Linked DNA regions of Homo sapiens: region 1 is linked to region 2. A link is a contact called in ENCODE Hi-C data. All regions are on one chromosome and are shown on one strand. The core of a region is the stretch at or near the end of the contact, and the rest is flanking DNA. Distances in the headings are between cores, read along the strand shown. Region 1 overlaps LINC01098 (long intergenic non-protein coding RNA 1098). Region 2 holds the start of NEIL3 (nei like DNA glycosylase 3).

The links. Hi-C counts contacts between places; a loop is a spot of excess contacts on that map. Pooled maps may share reads with other maps.
Region 1: a pooled map shows a loop between it and region 2 (8-fold over the local background). The contact joins the enhancer-like site here to the promoter of NEIL3 in region 2. A Hi-C loop is called at or near these places in 4 of 37 single-sample maps with no recorded cell type and 7 of 50 pooled maps.

The regions. Positions count from the first base shown.
Region 1 is chr4:177,738,499-177,744,635 of GRCh38, reverse strand. All of the region lies in intron 2 of LINC01098 (long intergenic non-protein coding RNA 1098), which reads right to left. Among named protein-coding and RNA genes, the nearest start is that of LINC01098, 13 kb to the right of the region's middle. Within about 2 kb of position 3,860, at least 2 of the 41 ENCODE cell types and tissues checked have a DNase peak (open chromatin) inside an H3K27ac peak, as active enhancers do.
Region 2 is chr4:177,308,538-177,315,255 of GRCh38, reverse strand. It overlaps NEIL3 (nei like DNA glycosylase 3), which reads right to left and starts at 5,382. Exons shown (of 10, transcript NM_018248.3): 1 at 5,147-5,382. The coding sequence starts at 5,302. RefSeq lists an enhancer at 5,212-5,301 and a silencer at 5,382-5,501.

The DNA of each region.
Region 1 (6,137 bases), core at 2,611-5,110, 430 kb before region 2:
ACAGTCTAAGTACTTGAATTAAAACAAATCTGTCACTGAAAAAGGCATTTTTTTTAATCCAATGGCAAGCCAGTGCACTTAGCCAGCTTATGGATCCAATACTCAACTGATCTTAGGAGTGAAGGCAGAGTTCATGACTGCCCTGCCATGGAGGCCTCACGGTTCCTGGGCAGCCCCTACATAGTCCCACTGCCCATTGAAATAAGCGTATCCTCTCCTGCCTATGGGTCAAGATGGAGGGGGAGGCTCAAAACCCTTCATCTATCAACACTGACCCCATATTCTGAGCTATGAAATTTTCATTGCCAAGTCTTCGCTATACGAGCAACAATCATGGGTGCTTAGATACTGGTTTCCCAGAAGAAACCAAGATCACTGATTACAATTAAGCAATTTGTGTCCACAATTAGGCCCCAGGTTATTTGATCAGAGAACGTAGGAGAGAGAAGGCAGCCTTCCGTCTTCAACTACAGTGATTTCATTACTTCAGGCTCTGGATCAGTGCTGTCAAGTAGACACACAATGCAAGCCACAAGTAGAATTTTAAGTTTCTAGTAACCGTATTAAAAAGTAAAAAGAAACAAGTGAAATTACTTTAACAGGAATGTTTTAGCCATATATATTTTATCTTTTATATGAATATGTATAATTCTTTTTTCATACTAAGTCTTCAAAGTCAGTATGTATTTTACATTTAGAGCACATCTCAATTCAATCTAGCCATAATTTAAGAGCTCCGTAGCAAGATATGGCCAATGGCTACCATTTGTACAGCACAAATGCTGATGGTATCTAATATCTAAGCTCCATTATTTAGTTTGTGTTATGTTTAATCAAAACCAGAGTAATTAGTAGTTAAAACCTTGGAAAACATATTGATAGGATACATTCCCTAAAAGAAAAAGTATGGAAATCTGAGTGTAACTTTGTGCAGATAATAAAAACCAAAACATGTCTATCCAAATCCAGATGTTTTGCCCAAACCATAATGCCAAAATTCATTTAGATGATTGATTGCAACTTTTACTTTTCATCAACAATAGCAATAAAATGATGCTCTGTAATTTATCTTGTTAATTTAGCATGGAAATCACAGCAGCTATTTTAGGCCCAGTCAAATTTTAGATACTGAATGGTGTGGATTATACATCAATACTGATGTAATTGTACAGAAGGATGCAATTTCCTTTTTTCCTTTATGATCAAAAGCTCTAAGTTTCTCTTTTAATTCTCAAAAATCTCCTTGTACTTCGTAATTTTGTGATTTACTTCTTGTCTCATTTTTCCTTGTCTACCAATCTTAAGATGAAATCTCAAAAATTGATTTCAGAAGACTTAGCTTTTTCTTTCTCTCATTCTATATAAGAGAAAACATGTAATATTCTTAATTTAGATAGGATTTATATATTTATAATACCAACTTTGATTATTATGTGTACTGTGTATACTTTAATTTGAAACAAGACTCAATAGCAAGGCAAAAAAATATTTTAAAAGTGCATTTTATTGATCTGTAGCTAATATTAGTTGTTTCTTATCTAAAGTAGGGCTTTACTCTTTTGCATTCTAACTTGGTTTTATCTTCAAATATTTTATGTCATAAACACCAAACACTTAAACCCAGAATCAGGATTTTAAACATATGTGCTCAACCCCTTTTCTATTCTACATTTGTAGTTCCACATAAAATTATTTCTACTTACTCTCTCTCCCAGTGGCAGTTCATGATCTTCAGTTTCTAACATTTAATACCAGGCTTTCCTCATCACTAAAAAGCCTGCCTGCCTTCTTCATTTAACATTGGTCAATTTGTATCTATCCTTCAAAGTCCCACATCAAATATTTCTTTGGAAATTATTTTTTTTCAGAGCACTGCAGCATAGAACTCTCTCCTACCTCTGACCTTTTCTAGTATTTACTAGAAGTATTTAGTAATTATTTTAATCAGGATTTTTAAAAAGCTGAATTAACAACAAAAAAATCTATAGAAACAAGAACAAAACAAGCAATGTTGCCTAACTTTCAACAATTGCAGCTGTTACTAGCAGGATGAAAGGCCACTCAGAGGATTGAGGGAAAGGGTGAATAACTGAGGGAGGAGAATAGGGTCTGAAGGCAGGGAACCTAAGCTCAATATTCACTGACTTCCTAGAATTGAATCAAAAAGAAAACCCCACCTCTCCATGTCCAAGTAACAAAAGGATCAGAGGTAACCCCCACTTTCAGCCTGAAGATTAAAAAATGGAGAGGACTTCTGATGGGTCACCTCCTGCAACCAGACCGGTGGTGGGCCACTCCTTCATTTACGTAGGGTGTAACCAACTAACAAATGGGAAGAGGGTATTTAAACCTCAGAAAATTCTGTAAGCAGTGCTCTTGAGCCGCTTGCTGGAGCCTACCACCACTCCATGGAGTGTACTTCCCTTTCAATAAACCTATGCTTTCATTGCTTCCTTCTTTTGTTGTTTTGTTTGGGCATTTTGTCCAATTCTTTGTTCAAAATGCCAAGAGCCTGGATGACCCATAGTCAAGACCCTCCACTGGTAACACAACCATCCTCAGACTAGATAGGAACATACAGCTATCAGAAGGGACCACTACGCAAGCTTATAGGTACCTTGACAGAGCTCATCATTTATGAATGTTTTAACCTTGTACCAATTTAGCCTCAATGTCCCAGGTGAGAGATACTATTGGCCAGGATCACCTGTCTGTCATTTGGCTGTCAACAGTATAAAAAGGGTATCTAACAAAAATATACTACCGAGACTCTAACGGAAAAACACAAGCACCTTGCTATTCCACCTTACCGAGGTAGAAAAGAGTGCTCCTCCTCGAGGAAACCAGGATGATATTAAAAAGGGTGAAAAAACAGATGACGAGTGGAAACACAAATAATGATCACAACTCAGTAGTTACCTATTTAATATATTGCACTGTTAGTTATCCTTAATGGTTGCTTAACTTTCTATACATAGGCTATTTTTCTCATTAAAGTGGAAATTTCTTAGGAATTTTATGCTTCTTAGTATCTTCTACAATGCCTTATATATAATAGGTTCCTAATGTATTCTTTCCATTCTTTTCCTTACTATGAACGTTAGCAAGTATTTTTACTCCAACGGAAAATGTTTCTAATTAACCTAAGTGTGGTAAACATGCACATGTTGACATGTATAAATGTATATGTTCATATTCACTCTTTTGCGTGTGTCAGTTTAGTTCAGTTCAGCAGATAGAGTATACTTTGTAAAAAATAGAGTACCTATTCTCTGAAAGCAATGTACTAAGCTGGGGCCAAAAGGATGAAAAAGATGTCCCTGCCCTCAGGTCCTGTGCTTTTATGTTTTCTGTTTTTAGAAAATAATTACTATAATAAATCATGGTCTAACAACGTGTATTTTTAAATGCTCTCAGTTTTGTTTCTAGAAATTCAGAATGCCTGAGGATTTGAAGGACATTTTTATTATAACAAAGGGGAAAAAAATTCTCATAAAAGCAGACAGCTAATGCTTACTTTAGTCTTCATAGCACAAAGAAAGCTGGCATTATTTTTCTTTCTAGAATTAGTTTTATGTATGTAGTTAACTATAAATATTATTTCTAATTATATTTTCAGAAATGAAAAGTTCACAAATAACGTCCAGCATGTAATTTCACTATATGTCACTGTTTTTTGATTTATGACCTTTCTGAAGCCAGTTTTAAAGAATTCTATATAATAACTATTTGCCTTTTTATTTAAATACATTTATTTATGTAACTAATGATGATTGAACACTCACTTGTAGAAGCTGTAACAGTAAGTATTTCTGGGACCAGAAACCTGAGGTATAACATAGTATGCCTTGAAGAGTTTCACTTTTCAACGGAAATGATAAATCATATCCACAAATGACTAATACCAGATAGTATCTAAAAATTTGTATGAGACAGTTAAGGAAACTCTATAAAGAGTTCATAGAACAGATTTCTGTGCACCCTGCTTAGAGAAGCTTTCCCAGGTGAAGTAACAGATGAGCTGGATTTAAAGGTTCCATTCTAGCTTTCTAGTCTCATCTACTGGTTATCCCCCTACTCCCTTCTTCTCTCGTCTAATTACGCATTAAAATTATGCCTTGCACTGTCTTTAACTCTTTGCTCTTATTAAGGTAAAACTCTAATATCCTTCTTATCATTTAGGGTTCAATTCATTCAAACTGGATTTATTGAGTTTGTAATATATTCCAAGCACTGTCCCATGGAACGTCACTTCCAAAAAAATGACCCAGTCTCTGCCCTCAATGAGTTCAGAAAAAAATATTGTAAAAACAATCACACAGCTCTAGGAGAGGTATACATGAGATTCCTTAACAGTGGAAGTGAGTTGTGGAAGGTTTACCTGAAATTGAAGTGGCTTAGATGGTGATAAGGGAAGGCCTTCACAGAGAAGGTGGAATGGATTAGAACCTTAAACATTGAGTATTCCTGGCAGACAATTGTAGTTTGAATAGCATTATAAAAAATAGCTAAGGAAGTATATAAATAGGCTGTATTCCACCACTGGTAGAGTAAGACTCAAATCCAATATTAAACTTTACCTGACCGGCGGTACATTCTAGCAGGAAAATAGGGATCACACGGAGGTAGTCAAAAAGAGAGCCAAGAAAACTCACCTGCTTATGTCACTGGAAATGTCTCTCTCTATTCTTATTTAAAAAGTTATGTTGCATGAAATTTTAGTTTGGCAATTGCTTTATTTTTGTTTTAATTCTGACCAGACTCTAACACATTATGTATTGTGGACTATGTTTCCATAAGGCTTTTAAAATATGGTCATCTAAAACATAATAAATCCATGTCATTTGATTTTTTAAAATTTGCAGATCACTGCTCATACTATCATTCTATTGATACTGACAACCGTCATTAAGTCAAATGTTTCTAATTTCCAATTTTAAAAAATAAATGCTAGAGTTTAGTACTTACAGAAGTAGACCTGGCTAAAAATTAAGAGATCATAAATCTGTCACTGACAAGAAATTACCTATAAATCACAAGTTGTTAATGCAAGATTTTCTCCAATAATTTGTTAGCTAAAGTATAAAAGACTCAGCATTTTCTCCGGAGTTTCAAGAAAAGAATGCACAATACAATAGCAATAGCACTGGGTTATTCAGGTCACTGAGAAAGGGGTTAACTAGTTGACTGTTTTAATCAATATTGCCTACATATTCAAAATCCACTGTCCAACTGCAAATTATCTACTCTTTTTACTGTAAAATGTTAACTATGGTCAAATAACATGAGTACAACTTCATTTGACCACTTATTTTTATTTGTTTTTTTTTTTTTTTTAGAAATGAAGCTTCGTACACTTATTTCTCAAACACCTTAAGGAAAAATTTCAACTTCAAATAAAGACCTACTGCTAGTACCAACTTATTAAAAGCAGGTGTTTTCTAAATCTTAACAAATGGCAATAACAATTCAATGTTTAAGCACTGCTAATGCATTCTAATAGTAAAATAATATTTTAGATCATTAAATTAGAATTTAATAAAGTTTATTTTAATCACGAGCTATTGAAGCAAAATAGCAAAGCAACTTCATAGTGATATTACATATTGATGGGCTTCAAAGTGCTGCTGAATCTAATCTTTCTCCTTCACTTCTGGATTCACCATACTTGTAGTAATTGATATTGCAGAAATAATTATTCCTCCTGGTATCTTTTATCACATTCCAAACTTACTTACCCTCCCCAGTGCTGGAACTGGTACTGTCAGAGCTCCTAAACCTTGCCATTGTAGCAAAAAGTTAGGGCTAAATGTATGTAGCCAGGGGGACAAATGTGGCGGTGCCATGAAGAAAACAGGTACAATCATAAAACTATGTCTATTGCTGTGCAACAAATTACCCCAAAACTTAGAGCTTGAAAGAATAATTATCTGTCTGCTTCAGTTGGTCACAAGATACAGTGGGACAGTTTGTCTCTGTTCCACAATGTCTGGGACATGGCTGAGAGACTTAAAATCCAGGCCTAGAAACATTTGAAACCTCATTCACTCATATGTCTGACCATGGATGCTGACGGTCAGTTAGGGGACTAGCTGGGACTCTCAGCAAGACACAATGGCCTTTCCGTTTTATTAGCA
Region 2 (6,718 bases), core at 4,133-6,632:
GGACAAGAAAGACAAACTTTTTAGAGCAGAATAAGACTTTTCCATAGATAAATGTTTCAACCCTAGTGCAGTTAAGTATTTTCCCTATAGAGAAGAAAATACCATATTTACTTTCATACTCTCTCCTCTTTTCCTCACACACTTTTCCCCCCAGTACAACAACACATTTTTTTTTTTTTTTTTTTTTGAGACGGAGTCTCGCTCTGTTGCCCAGGCTCGAGTGCAGTGGCGCGATCTCGGCTCACTGCAAGCTCCACCTCCTGGGTTCACGCCATTCTCCTGCCTCAGCCTCCCGAGTAGCTGGGACTACAGGCGTCCACCAAGCTAATTTTTTGTATTTTTAGTAGATACGGGGTTTCACTGTGTTAGCCAGAATGGTCTCAATCTCCTGACCTCGTGATCTGCCCGCCTCAGCCTCCCAAAGTGCTGGAATTACAGGTGTGAGCCACCGCGCCCGGCCTACAACAACACTTTTTAATCAGAGATCTCTTAAATACCAATCGAAGTCATCAAAGAATATAATTTTAAAGTGATTTCTAAACAACAAAATAGAGGTCCTCAGGCCCATTCATCAAAAACATATTCTACAATTTTCTAAGTGCAGGACCTTCAAGCACTTACTCAGACTAAAGACTTTGTACCTTATCTGAAGGCACCAAATGATTACAAACCCTTCATAAAAATAGGGTGTTCCTCAGATAAATGGGTCTGGTGAGAAAGCTCTGATCCAGAAGAAAAAGGAACAATTCCCAGGATGTTTATTTTGCTAGGTACTAAGCTAAGAATTTTACATGCTGCTTAATTTAATCCTGACCAAATAAGCTAAGATGCAACAATAAGCATCTCCAGACGAGGAAGTAACAAAAAAATGGGAATTCAAAATCAAGATGATCAGATGCTCTCTTCTCTGCAGCATGCCGAATATGTTCATCTTGGATAAAAAGCTACAATGGCCATGGAAAATCACCTCCCCTTTTTCCTCCTTTGTAAGAATGTTTCTGTTCTTTGTTATCCCTTGTTTCATGATTCCATAGGATTCTGGATACCAATAATGATGATCTTGAGTCATTAAGGATAAATCATTATTAGTATCCATTTAAGAAGGTAAGGAAGTATATAATGCATGTTCTCTAAATTATTTAGAAATCCCCTTCAGATGCTTAAAGAAATGAGCCTCATTTTGCTGGAAAATGAATCTCTGTAGATTAGCTCATTTCTTTAAATAATGGCAATAAAATGAGCCACGATTTTTTTCCCCCACTTTGAAGAAGGAAAATTTACTACCTGGTTTATATTCTGGTAGTAGGAATTTCCATATAACATGCACAACAAAATATACACATTCTCATAATGAAAGAGTCCAAATGGAATTTATTTCTAAATCTTTAATCACTTTGCACTATTCAAAACCTTGTTCTTCTCCATCCATTCAACTTTTATTAAATGTCTCCTCAGTTCCTGACACTGTGAAGCATATATAACGATAAATAGCTGGCATATTAAATACATGTATCAAATTTTAAGGAGTGATGGAAATAATCAGACCATGTTTCAAATAAAATGAATGCTTATAAACTGTTTCATATCCTGTTTTGTGAGATTGAAAACACATGCAGATTAAATATGATTTCACTAAAATATTGTATCCACCCAACAATTAAAATCAAAGGATTGACTCTTCAAAGCTCATTAACCAGATATGTTCATTTATATTCCAATATTGTTTCTTACCATAAGTTTCCACAATCTCCAGCAGAGTTTTATGCAATTTGCTTATACTGTTGCACAATTTTATGCTGACAAGACAGTGGATCACGACTCAGAAAAATAATATAGTACATCCATGACTAGCAGATGCTGGGATCTTCTATGGCTAGGTTTTCTCAAAATGAGGATCAGTTGTCACAGGCAGACATGCATTCAAGTGTGTTCTCTATAAACTTTATACTGTAACAAAGAGGAATGCTATATGACACAGTAACAGTCCATTATGGCAATAACTACTGAAGTAGTGTTTTTTGGTTTGTTTTTTGGTATGATTATCTGAGGTTTAAATATTTTATTTTGAATGCCCATTAAATATTTCTTTAGCTCTCATTAGTAACTTTTTCCATGTTTACTGCACTGTAAAGAATGCAGTATGCAGTTATTAAATTATTTTTAAATGCTGCCTTGTGAAAACTAATCATTTCAAGCCAGTAGCAGAAACATTTAAATAGCTTTAACTCTTTGGCATAAATGCCTAGGAGACATGGGATCATCTGCTACAGTAATGATCTTGCCAGAGGTTTGTGACAACCTACCATGTTTTAATGAAATTTACTATGGATCCCTCTAAAATGCAAAAGACTCTTCATGTTTACAAAAGGTTATAATTATGTTTTTTTTTTCAGATCAAAGTCCCAGAAAATGAAGCCATAGTAAATTATTTAGAAATTTACCAACAGCCTCAAAGAATGTATTCCTTCCATATTGATTTTAAAATCCAGTGTCCATAGAACCAGATTCCTGATACTAACCACAAAGACCTATTCCAATTTTTAATGCCTCTTTCTATCAAGGTATCAAAAATAATACCTTTAAATGCCAGGCTTTTTATGTGTGGGGTATAACTTATTGAATATTGCTGCCAAGTGATGTTAATAATTGCCTAACCATTACTGACGCATTTGTATTATATTATCAGGCTGCACTCTTTTGTGCAATCCAAACATGGCCATAGAAGCTGTTAGAAGAGAATTATCAGAATAGATATAAGAGAATTGACTCAACCGAACAAAACTAAAAATGGTGGTAGACACAGCCAAAAATCCAAGATTGCACTTTTCTATTTAATAAATAACCACTACTATATACTGAGCATTATGGTGTTCTTACCGTTGTATGCTAAAAAAGCAATAAAGATCCTACTGAATCTTTTATGGCTGAGAGGAGCTATGGCATGGTTAAGAGGGTAGGCTTTGGAGTTTTAAAGAAAAATCAAACCCTGGTTTAGCCCCTTACTAGACATGTGATCTTGGGCAAATTTACTTAAAGTCACTCTGAGCCTCATATGCCTCATCTGTAGAATCAGGTTAATCCTTTATCATAGGGTTATCCTTTTTCATGACTGAATGAAATGTAAAAGCATCTCATGCCATACCATCAGAGATAATCACAACAAAACTTAAAAGGAAATGTTTAAGCTATTTTTCCTAAATACCAATGAGGTGATATTTATTTAAAACATTAGGTTGGACTCTCACAGCAGAAAGCATATCCTACTCATCTTCGTATCCGCAGGAGCTAGCATAAAACCTAACACAAAATACGTTGTGGTTGAATGATGTAAATGATGATATCCCTAAGTATATTCATGTCATATCCATTGCTTAGCCCTCCCATCATAGTGATTCTCTTGTCTTCATCTCCACCACCAGCACTTGACCCCAAATTTGTCACCTGGATTTCTGCAGTCGACTCCTAAATGAGAGGGCAGTGTCTACTCTGGCTTTCTTTCAGTCTTTTTCCTGTTCCAATCCCTGAGCTGCATGGCTTCTACTCACCCTGCACACCTCAGCTTTTTTTTTTTTTTTTTTTTTGAGACAGAGTTTCGCTCTTGTTGCCCAGGCTGGGGTGCAATAACGCGACCTCAGCTCACTGCAACCTCCACCTCCTGGATTCAAGCGATTCTCCTGCCTCAGCCTCCTGAGTAGCTGGGATTACAGGCATGCACCAGCATGCCTGACTAATTTTTTATTTTTGTAGGGATGGAATTTCTCCATATTGGTCAGGCTGGTGTTGAACTCCCAACCTCAGGCGATCTGCCCACCTCAGCATCCCAAAGTGCTGGGATTACAGGCATGAGCCACTGCACCCGGCCCACACCTCAGCTTTGCTACTTCCCTGGGGAAGCCTTCCCAGGTCTTCCTACAAGTCCTTAAAGAATCGTGTATCTCTCCTTCACAGAACTTATTAATTTATATTTCTTTAGGTGATTATTTAATGAATGTCTTTGTGTCTTCCCAACTGAAGTATAGGCTCCAAAAGAGGAAGTATTTGTTTTTGCTCCCCAGGTGTCTTGAGTATTCAAAATTTTATTGAATGAGTAATTTTCATAAATATTAATATTCTTAAGAAACCATCTAAAATCCATCTCTGTGGTACCCTGAAACGATTTTAGAAACACTATAACAATAATAAAAAAAAATAGGTACAGAGTACTTACTGGCATATCAAGTCAAAATAAACAAAAGGGCAATTGGAAGGAGATGTAAAACTTATTTTTTCCCAAGTTTGAAAATATATTTTCTTAGACTTAGAACCTCATTTCTTTCAAGTTGTAAGCATATGCTAATTTCATAGCAGGCAACTTTTTCTTCCAGGACCAAAGGCTATAAGAAGCTTTGCAGAAGAAATTGAAATACAGTGCAATATTGCATGTAGGCATGAAATACAATCATCCATACATCTAGAGGGCTTTTAAAACATGATGCCTTAATCAGAATATTTTTAGTACAAGTTCTGGCCAAATGAATACCACATCGTCTGCAATGAATGCCTGAGTGGCAAGAAGCTGTGCTAGTTTACTTTAAAAAGAAATAAATTCACTTAAGGGAACCAGAACTGGGTTTCATTGCCCCTTAATTAGATGGCAATATGAAGTTGAGTGAGAAGTTAGTGCTAAATTTTCTACGTGTAGTTTTAGAATTATATACTAGTTGTGATATACTTACCAATTGCAGATTAGCCAAGCAAGAAAGTAGAATTTTATGCTAAAAGCTTAAAATGGGACGAAGAAAACATATCAGAGGTAGCAGAGATTTGATAATATCAATAGTAAAAAATGCAGCTGTAGACATGGGAAACCATGTGTGTATCATAAAGAAGTTAAGTAAGGTGACTCGGATAAAACACCTTCACTGGATTCCCCTAGGGCATCTTGCTCCGGCAGCGTGAGCCCAGAACGCTAGCCCTCCTCTCCTGCGCAGGCGCGCTAGGACCGACTTCTCCCTACAGTAAAGTGACGATAAACTCTGTGAAAGGTGGGACCCCAGGAAACCTGGGCCAGAGCAAAGAGATGACACTTTAAATCCTGGAACCCTGATGGGGTCTTTATTCCATTTCCCCCCTGCTGACTGCATGGCCTGTTACAGGAGTAGCTCACCTGCGGGGAGACCACAACCGTGGAGGCTGCGAGCCGCAAGGCGCGGCCCTGCAGACTCCGCAGAGCGCTTCCCCGCACGCCGGTCACCGCCTGGCCCGGGAGCACCCGCGCGCGAATCTTCTCTCCATTCAGAGTACAGCCTGGTCCTTCCACCATCTCTGTGGCCGGCACTGTGGCCCACCGATTGCAGGGCCTGGTGAGAATACCGCTGTGCAACTCAACGCTGCGCGGGCACTGACCGCACGCAGAGGAAATTCAAATCTCGCGCGCGTCTGGCCCCGCCCAGGCCCCGCCCAAACAGCACCCTAGCTGTTGAGGTCGCTCCCTACGGCGCATGCGCTGTGGTTCACCCCCGCCCTAGGTCTTGCTGTGGGTTTATTAAGAAAACGCAAACGCGCGTGGGGCGGGGGGCGTGGAGGACAACTAACTAGGCTGAACTGTAAAAGCAGAAGAAATTGGGACTTGGAAAGCTCTGAATGTATTTTCTTTGCGTTAAAGTTTTGCCCTTGTCTTTGAGCTACTTAGTATACACACATTTTCTGATCTGGTCCTCTTAATCTGTCCTTGTCTGTGACAGGACAGATATGTCACAGACAATCTTGTTTTTGGCTCTGTTTTTGGCATGCTATATTCGGACGTGGGTGGGATAAGAGAAACGAAGAAGAGGGTTTTTGGAACAAACAGCAGAATATATTCTAGTGTCTATATTTAAAAACTCCATTATTAGATAGTTAAGTGAGCCCTACCTAAGTGCATGCATCCATTTTGTAAGGGGACGCCCCAAGATGAAAGCTATATGAAATTGCTTTGTTAAACGTAGAGGTTTATATAAATTTGAGGGTAATGCGTAGCTTTTCAAATTTACCCACAACCCTAACCAAAGATGCATGCATACATATAAATCTATGAAGTTTATGACTCCATATAGTTTTGTAAATTATAAAGTGTATTCTTTTTTGAAAACTGAAATACTACACATTAAAACAGAATGTCAATTTCTAAGTGATTTCATAAGCATAGCACTGTGCTGCCGTTAAACCACAAGAGCATATACACAGGTGGTTGCTGACTTAGGATGCCCCAGCGTAACAGTGTTTTGACTGTATGATGGTGCAAAAGTGACACACAGTAGAAACTGTACTTTGAGTACTCATATAGCCATTCTGTTTTTCATTTTCAGTACAGTAGTCAATAAATTATTCAACACTTTATTATAAAATATGCTTTGTGTTAGGTGATTTTTCCCAACTGTAGGCTAATGTAAGTGTTCTGAACACATTTAAGGAGGGCCTCGTGAAGCTATGATGTTTGGTAGGTTAGATATATTAAAGGCATTTTCGACTTACTGTATTTTCAGTTTACAACGGGTTTATCAGGACATAACCCCATCGTAAGTTGAGGAGCATCTGTATACTAGAGAGTTGAATTTGAATATACTGAAGACTTGATTGAAATTTTGAAAAGTATTAAATCTTTCCTTTGCAGGGAGAGATTAGTGATCAAAAGTTGGCTGGATCAATTTCAGGACTATTTGTACTTTACTCCCTTGTTCAATTCAATAATCTCTGTCCT